Regions from separate parts of the Mus musculus genome. Here region 2 is linked to region 1. Evidence: chromatin loops called from intact Hi-C (ENCODE). Cell type or tissue: heart. All regions are shown on one strand.

Evidence for each region. Peaks named below come from ENCODE experiments on the same cell type or tissue, not always from the same donor. Only the 100,000 strongest peaks of a DNase experiment are listed, where the experiment ranks them.
Region 2: it touches region 1 in a loop (10-fold over the local background); 39 of 42 quality-filtered maps call a loop at or near these places.

What each region holds. Positions count from the first base shown.
Region 1 is chr4:141,271,367-141,275,366 of GRCm38, reverse strand. No RefSeq gene overlaps it. Among named protein-coding and RNA genes, the nearest start is that of Gm13056, 5.1 kb to the left of the region's middle. In heart, no CTCF peak of the experiment used is centred here; DNase peaks (open chromatin) are centred at 724, 1,866, 2,296 and 3,296; H3K4me3 peaks cover 1,123 bases; H3K27ac peaks cover 1,896 bases.
Region 2 is chr4:141,361,213-141,365,212 of GRCm38, reverse strand. No RefSeq gene overlaps it. Among named protein-coding and RNA genes, the nearest start is that of Fam131c, 5.0 kb to the left of the region's middle. In heart, a CTCF peak has its summit at 1,823 (motif pointing right); DNase peaks (open chromatin) are centred at 1,902 and 2,402; H3K27ac peaks cover 1,307 bases; H3K27me3 peaks cover 1,295 bases.

The sequences.
Region 1 (4,000 bases):
AAGGCTTCTGGATGACGGGGTCTCCTGGGCCATCTCCTTAGGGACTTGAGAGCTATATTTGCAGTGGGGACCAACTTTAGGGGCTCAAAGACCTCAAGGGATGTCGCCCCGCCTCCACTCCCAACCCCGCCCCAAGACTTCACACTGCTCAGCTGGGCCCAAGAGGATAGATGGAGTTCAAGAACACCCCAGTCCTCAGGCACCTGGCAGGACCAGTCACAGTCATTTGTCACACCCCAGAGGAGATAATGGGATCAGGGACTGTGGCCTACTGCACATTACATTGGCCCTCACACCCAGTGGGGGGCACGGGAAGAGTCCCACAGAAGCATTCAGGGGCCAGCAGAGGGATTGAAGCCAGGAGTGGGGTGTGGGCTTCCCCGGATTCATCACCCATGACTCTCAGCCTCCGTGGGGCTGCTGTGCTTAGGGTACTGTGCTGGCAGATGTGGGAACAGCTCGGCTCCCGCTCTGGTGCAGGGCTGGGAGGACGCCGGGAAGCTGGCTGGTAGGCGTGGGGAAGCTGGTGATTGACAGGCATGGAGAAGTTGACTGGCAGGCATGAGAAGCTGATTTCCCTGGTATAATATTCTCACCGTGGCCCGTCTGGAGCAACACAGGACTCTCCAGCAAGGGCTACTGGACAGCCCGTCCGACGAAGCCTCAGTCCAGCGTTAGTGGGTTCCTCCCCATCACAGCCGCCAGCCTTCCGAAGAAGCTGTTGTGAGAACAGCAGGCACCACGTGCTTTGAGAGCTAGGGAAGAGGGGAGGCTGGGGTGAGCTCACTATTGAGGAGGCTTTGGCTGGGAGATGTCTCAGTGGGTAAGAATGCTCGCTATGCAAGCGTGAGGCCCTGAGTTTGGGTGCCCAGGACCCACGTAAAAGGCTGGGTGTGGCTGAGCATGAACCCTCATAGATGAGGGGCAGAGACAGAAGACTCAGGACTCTGGCAAGGGAGTCGAGCTGGGTTTCAACCTCCAGGCTCAGTAAGAGAACCTGTATCAAGGAGATGAGGTGGATGGTAGGGGAGGACATTAATGGTCTCCACACACTCACCTACCTGTACAGCACACACAGGCACGCACAGATGCACACGCGCGCGCACACACACACACCCCATACATAGACACACACCACACACTATACATAGACACACACACGTGCCCACACACACCAAACATATACACCATACATATACACACACCACACATGCACCCACACAACATATATACACCATATATATATACATACCATACATACCACAAGCATACACACCACACACATTACATGCACACATACCATACACACACACTATACACAAACACACACACACACACATACACTCAGATACACAACACACACACTCACACACACTCTCCCATACACAGCACACACACCCTACATACAGAACACAGACCACACCACACATTCACACAAAGGGCTCCCTGGGGAGACAATATGTCAGGTAGGCCTGGGTTCCCGGGAGTCGTTTGCTGTGTGAGCTCAGACTAGTCCCAGCCCCTTTCTGAGATTTGGTTTCCTGCGTGGTCGAAATCTGGACGATACAAATAGAAAGGATTCCTGGGGCTTCTGCTAAAGGAGGCGCTTCGGTAAACAGCCTGATACTTTGGTAAACCACTGTCCGTGTTGGCAACTGTTCTGCCAAGAACTTGGGCAAGCTGCTGCAGCGGGCAGCCTAGGCCACGGGTCACGAGCCTCTGAGACTAGCTTATTCCAGACTTGGAGCAGAGACCAGTGCTGAACGGGCTCCTGATCCCAGAAGCTGTGCCTTCCCTCAGCTCCTGTCCAGCCTGCGGCAGCTGCCTCTACCCTACCCCACGACACAGTTGAGCATCAGGCTGACTCCATCCACCAACCAGCACAGGGAGACCACAGGGTGTGGCACGCAGTCCTCCAGCCCAGCCCCAGCCTCTGCTGCCCCCTGGTGGCTGCCTAAGAGAACTGCTTCTCCTACAGAGTTAGTGAACTGCCGCTGCTCGGGTCAGTTTGTGGAATACCTCCTCCCTCGATTTTAGGATGCGCTTAAGCAGAGGGCAGGATTCCGATGAAACCGGACGGCGCCGCTTTCCTATCGTTTTGTGCCTTGTGGCGCACCTGCGGAGGTGGATGACAAATCTGGGAGTCTCCTTCCGTGTGGGTCCTGTGGATTGAACTCAGCTGGTCGGGCTTGGAAGCCAGGGCCCCTAACTGCCCGGCAACCTCCTCAGCCCTCAGACCGGGTTTAATCAGAGGGAAGTGGGACCTTGGCAAGTCACCTCTCAGAGCCTCGGCTAGCTGTAGAACGGGATGATGAAATCAGGGTGGGAAGGATTAAGAGCCCTGAGCCTGGCGCCGAGGTTGAGCTGCAGACAACAGGAAGGCTGACTGTGGTTCCTAAGAATCACTGCCTCCGAGACCACGAGACTCCACCCCTTTGTACAACACTTCCTCTAAGTCTTATTCACTTATGTGTATGGCGTGGCTGTGTGTATGTGTGTGTAAAGGTGTGCCACTGAACAACTGTGAAAGTCAGAGGGTAACTTTCAGGAGTTTGGCCTCCCCTTCCATTCATTGTGTGTTCCAAGGACTGAACTCAGGTCATGGGGCCCACGCTCGAATATTTTAACCTGCTGTGCCCTCTGACCAGCACAACTCATTTATTCATTTATTGCTTTGTATGTGTGTGTGTGTGTGTTTTAAATTTTATATGTATGTGTGTAAAAACATGTGTGCTCAGATACCCACAAAGGAGATCTGACGTGGGTGCTGGGAACTGAACTCAGGTCCTCTGGAGAGCAGAAAGTGTCCTCAACTGCTGAGCCATCTCTCCAGCCTCCTCTTTTGTCTTTTTGAGACAGCCGAGGGTGACCTTGGAGTTCAGATCTTCTTAACAGCCCAAGTGCTGCCGGCATGCACCACCACACCTGGCTTTATTAACTGTTTTCGAGACAGGGTCTCGATGTATAGCCCAGTCTGGCCTCAACCTCTCCATCCTCCTGCTCCAGCTTGTAAGGCTGGGATTCCAGGCACACACCATTACAGGTGCTGGCACTGCCACCTTCCAGCCACACTGTTACCATGTAAGGAAACTGAGGCCCAACGGGGATGTGACAGCAGCCGTTTCATAACCCAGCCTGGAGCCCCCTGCCTCTCAAGATCCCTGGCCTTGCCCCTCATATCAGCACTGGGCCACCAGGCCCTGCCAATGACCATTCTCAGCTCAGGGGCAGCACCAGCCAACGTCTTGCAATGGCCATCCTGGTCACCCCCCTGCACCCCGCCCAAGCAGGCGCCTGTACATCCCGTTCTTCTTCATGCTCTGTGGTGAGAATTGCACAGCTCCACTTCCTCCACCCACCCATCTGTTTGTGACAGTCCCCACAGAAGGGAAAACCTGCCCGTGTCAGACCAGGGTCCCTCCTACCCGCATGTCACCCATTCCTTTTGTTCCTTCTCCCAAGAGTCATGAAACATGACCTGGGGAGGCCACTTGAGAAGGGGACCTTGGAACAGGAAAGAGTCTCTTGGGAACAGGAAATAAGTCCTCAGCCCAAGTTCAAACACAGGTCAAAGCTGCAAGAGTGGCCAAGCTGGTCTCTCGGTGCCCAGGACTGCTCAGCCAAGGCAAGACAGCTTCCTCCACAGCCTGAGGACACCCTGGCCACAGGGCCACCACGTTGTTCCTTGGGGACTGAAGGCTGCTGCTGAGGGGAGCAGAGGCGCATGGCTCTGACTCAGGGCTATACAGGCTTGGATGTGACTCCTGCCCCCACAGCCCGGGTCCATGTGTTCTCCATGCAGGGCCACAGCGCTAAAGGACAGGGAGGTCCCTGCCCTCATAGCCCAACAGGGAGAGACAGACAGTAAATGAACCTACAAATGAGCCAACAGGGAACACATGGTGCTGAGGAGAAGGGATGAGCACGTGTGCAGCAGCCACCAGGAGGCGAGTGGGTGGCACCTAAGGCCTGAGCTGTAAGGAGAAATCGAGGACGGTCT
Region 2 (4,000 bases), 90 kb before region 1:
GGAGAGTGCTGCCCCTATTGCCAATAAAGCCTGCGAGGTGACAGCTCCTGCCAAGGGCCAAGGGGACATGGGGATAGCAAGTCTACAGTGATCCTGAAACCAGACATTGAAGGTTGGGTTGAGTGCTGGCAGCTAGAACTGGTGGGTGACTCTCTGTACACAGAGGATTGAAAACAGGGATACACTTGGGGACACTCTGGGCACATGTGACACCAGGGGAGCAGTAGGAGAGGTTGAGGTTGTAGACCCTCCCCCCCCCCGGACATTCTAGAGGATTCTCTATTAAGCACAATAGCAGCCATCCTCATCTGCTCGTATGTGCCCTGCTCGAAAGAGGCCATTGGCTTGCTGACCACTGATACTCCCTCGAGCAAGTGGATGGGAAGACCATGGGATCCTTGTCTGGGATTCCAGACGCTCCTCTCAACTCTCTGAGTGTAATTCTGCTCTCAGGGGTGGCTAGAATATATACACTCGGGAAAGTCGATTGAAGGGGGTTGCATCCATATGGCTATGGAGAAGCCGTCATCAGTCCTGGATGAAGTAGCTGCTGTATACTTTGGGACCCTCCCCCCTCGGTCTCCTGCAGGTAACTCCTCACCCACACTCTGTAAGCAAGCTCAATAAATTCATTGGCTCCCCGGGGCGGACTGTGGTGGAATCATACTGGAGTTTGCCATGAGACCTTGCGAGGAGTCTCTCCAAGAGAGGCAAAACCTGATAACAGGAACAGAAGAGGGCCTGGCAGAACTGAGTGGGCGTCCGTCTGGTAGCTGGGAGGACCCTTAGTAGGTGCTCAGTTAATAGGTGGTGACGGTCCCAGGTGTCAGGTCTAGAAGATGGATCATGGCCGAGACACCGTCGGGCTGCCCCTCACCAGCGGGCACTTGCTGAGCCCTGGTGTGTCCAGCAAGGGCTGTATGGTGTAGAGACTCCACCCTGCACACTAGAGCCTACAATGTCAGTGGAGGAATTCAATGCTGAGGTTTCTCAAGCAGTGATCAGGGTCCACTTGGAACCACATAGGGCAGGTGAAGCCCTTGTGAAATGGAGAAAGGACCTGGCCTAGTCTGGGGCTTGGGAGGCATATTCTGGGAGCAATGAGGGTGGAGCCAGCTGCCCAAGAATATATGAGACTCAGAAGGGCAGAGAGAGAGAGAGAGAGAGAGAGAGAGAGAGAGAGAGAGAGAGAGAGAGAGAGAGAGAGAGAGAGAGAGAGAGAGAGGAGTCTGCCAGTGGCCAGTTGTCCTGGGGGTGGGAGGGAGGAGAGACCCAGGAGATTGAAGAGAAGGCAAAAATCTTGGGTGGGTTCCAGCAATCAGAGCTTGAAGCCCTTCCAGAAAGATCTAGAAATAAGGCAATGTGCCTGCCGCCCTTGGAATATGTCCATTCTTGCCTGGATTGGGGCTCCCAACTGGACTCATAGGTCAGACGTCTCCCTGACCCCAGAACAACAGGTGAACTAGGATGGGGGGATGGGCATGCACACGCTCAGTCTGATGGGGGAGGCAGAGTCCTGAGGGATCTCTGATCGAGGCAGTGATAGCCACTGTCCATGCTCAGCCCTGGGATGGCAGCAAGAGAGAGTAAATACTTCAGGGAGTAAATAGTACTGTGGAGTAAAGAGGGCTATTAAGTTCATTTCTTAAATGCCTAGTGTAGGCCTAGTCAATGGTGGCTGCTTCCCAACAGGACCCCTTTCTCAGAGACCAGAAATTGGTGTTGTAACTCTAGTTCTAAAGATCTCTGCAGGCAGAGGAGCCCCTGCCGGAACCAAGGACTAAGTTGTCTTGAGCTGTACATGTCATACAACAAGTGACCACCAGGGGGCAGCCTGAGACGGCATCATTCTAAATCCTTTTCAGGTTGCTTTTTGCCCTTGGCCAATTGACACAGAAAGTACCACGCTGGCAACAGTGACCCAGCCAGGGCTCAAGGTTGTGCACACTGTGATCTGAACTTGGTACCCTGTGACGGGGAGGGACTGAAACATTGTCCCAGCCTCTGGTCACTGGCCCCGAGGTTTACCACGATTGTCTGCATGTGTCAACTCTCCTGAGCCACAACTCTAAGGCTGCATCCCTCCCCGCAGAAGGGGACCCTGTTCTAACAAAACATCTCTATATAGAATACGTCCCCTTCGGTCTGAGATCTGCATAGCCCTGAGCCCACTGTGCAGATGTGGAGACTGAGAACCAAGAGACCCCAGGATGCAGTGCGCACACGGGGTGGGGGTGGGGTGGCTGCATGTGGCTAGGTCCACCTTTTGGAGACCTACCTGGCTGGGCGGCCCAGGGGCTAGAGGAGGAGCCTGGAAAAGTCATGACCTCAGAAAGCCACACTCAGCTACTCAGGGGCAGGGGACTTCCAGTGAGAGTCTGATGTCAGAATCCTCACATATCCGGGTAGGCTAAGCAGAACAAGAGGTTCCCAGTATGGCAGAGGGCCAGCAGAAACCCCTCAGGAGCTGACTGCTGGACCCTGTCCTGAGCACTGGGGACATTGATATGAGGTTAGCCAGCCTAGAAGCTCACAAGTGCCATGACACCTGGTCGTGAGGATAGTCCTTACCATTAAGGAGCTCTGCTGGGCCAGATGGGACCTTGGTGACAATTCAGGCATTTGGGTTAATATCAGCATGGTGCCCCGGATGATGGCATCAGCCCATTGAACCCTCCAGTAGCCCAAGAGGTGAGCCCACGCCATGGTCACGTTAGAAACACACACCACTCAGTGATACCTCAGCCCAGTTCCCCTTTGTCATAACCTGTGAGATGACTCCAAACCCAGACACTCCTGGGACCAGCACTGCTCTCTCTATTCCATCTCTGGATATTTATGCAAGCCGTACACACTCCCACCCCGACCCCCATTCCCACCCCCACCCCACCCCACCCCGCTCCCTCCACCAGGCCACACCATGCATGCCTGTGCCTTGCATCCTGCCCCTTCACCTTTATCTTCATTCTCCAAACTTCCTGTAAGATGCTCACCACCCACACAACGGGATGTGGAAGAGAGGGTACAGGCGGGAGGGAGCCAGCAGTCCTGGAGATGGAAAGCCGGTGTTAGTAAACAACGGCTCACAGCCTGTTTCTATAAATAAAGTTTTATTTAAACACATTCACGCTTATTCATACACCTATTTTCTATAGCTGTTGTGCTTTATAATAGTGGAGGTGTGGCAGACGCGGCAACCCTCAAAGCTGAGAATGGAAATGTTTGCCAGTATCTGGCCGAGGGGATACCAGGCTCAGAAGCACCAGGAGGGGCATAGCAGAGGGGTGGGAATTGAGATTGTGGCTCAGACTGGCTGATTTTTTTTTTCTCATCCCCCTCCCCCCATCCCCACCCCAGGTGCCTGAGCAGGAGATGTTAAAAACACAATAGCTCGTCCTCTCTGAAAGTCAGGCTGGGTCTGGATTCTCCTCAGCAGCTGCTGATCATACCAGGCTGGCGGAGAGTCCTGCTAGCGTCTGCTCTTCGGGAGTTGAATGGGAACTAGATAGATGGACGGGGACTCTCTTCTCTGGGAGCTCACAGGACACTATGGGAAGATGTCCAAGCTGAAACCCAGATCAGAAGTCACGGCCAGTGGGATCTGCCCTTCCGCTCCTCCTCATGTGGTTTCCAGCCACTCAAGAACCATCCCCCAGTTGTCCTGGGGAGGGAGGGACACCTTGTCTATACAGGTTAGCAGAGACCTGTGATGTTTGATGAACTAGCCAAGCCCTTGGTCCATGTCTGCAGGCAAAGCTCAAATTGTCGTGGGAAAGCCCCCGATGGTATTTAGGACAATGGGTTCTAGCCCAAGACTTATTCGGACAAGTCTGTCCCTGCTGGGCCTCGGTGTGGTCGTCAGGAACCGGGGGGGGGGGGTGGGGGGGACTGGGGAAACACACCTGGAAGACCCTCCGGCTGCACACGCTAAGGCTCGCCTTTTCTCTTTTCAGGCCTCAGTTTGTCTCTGTAAAATGGGGACATGAATGATGGCCCTCCC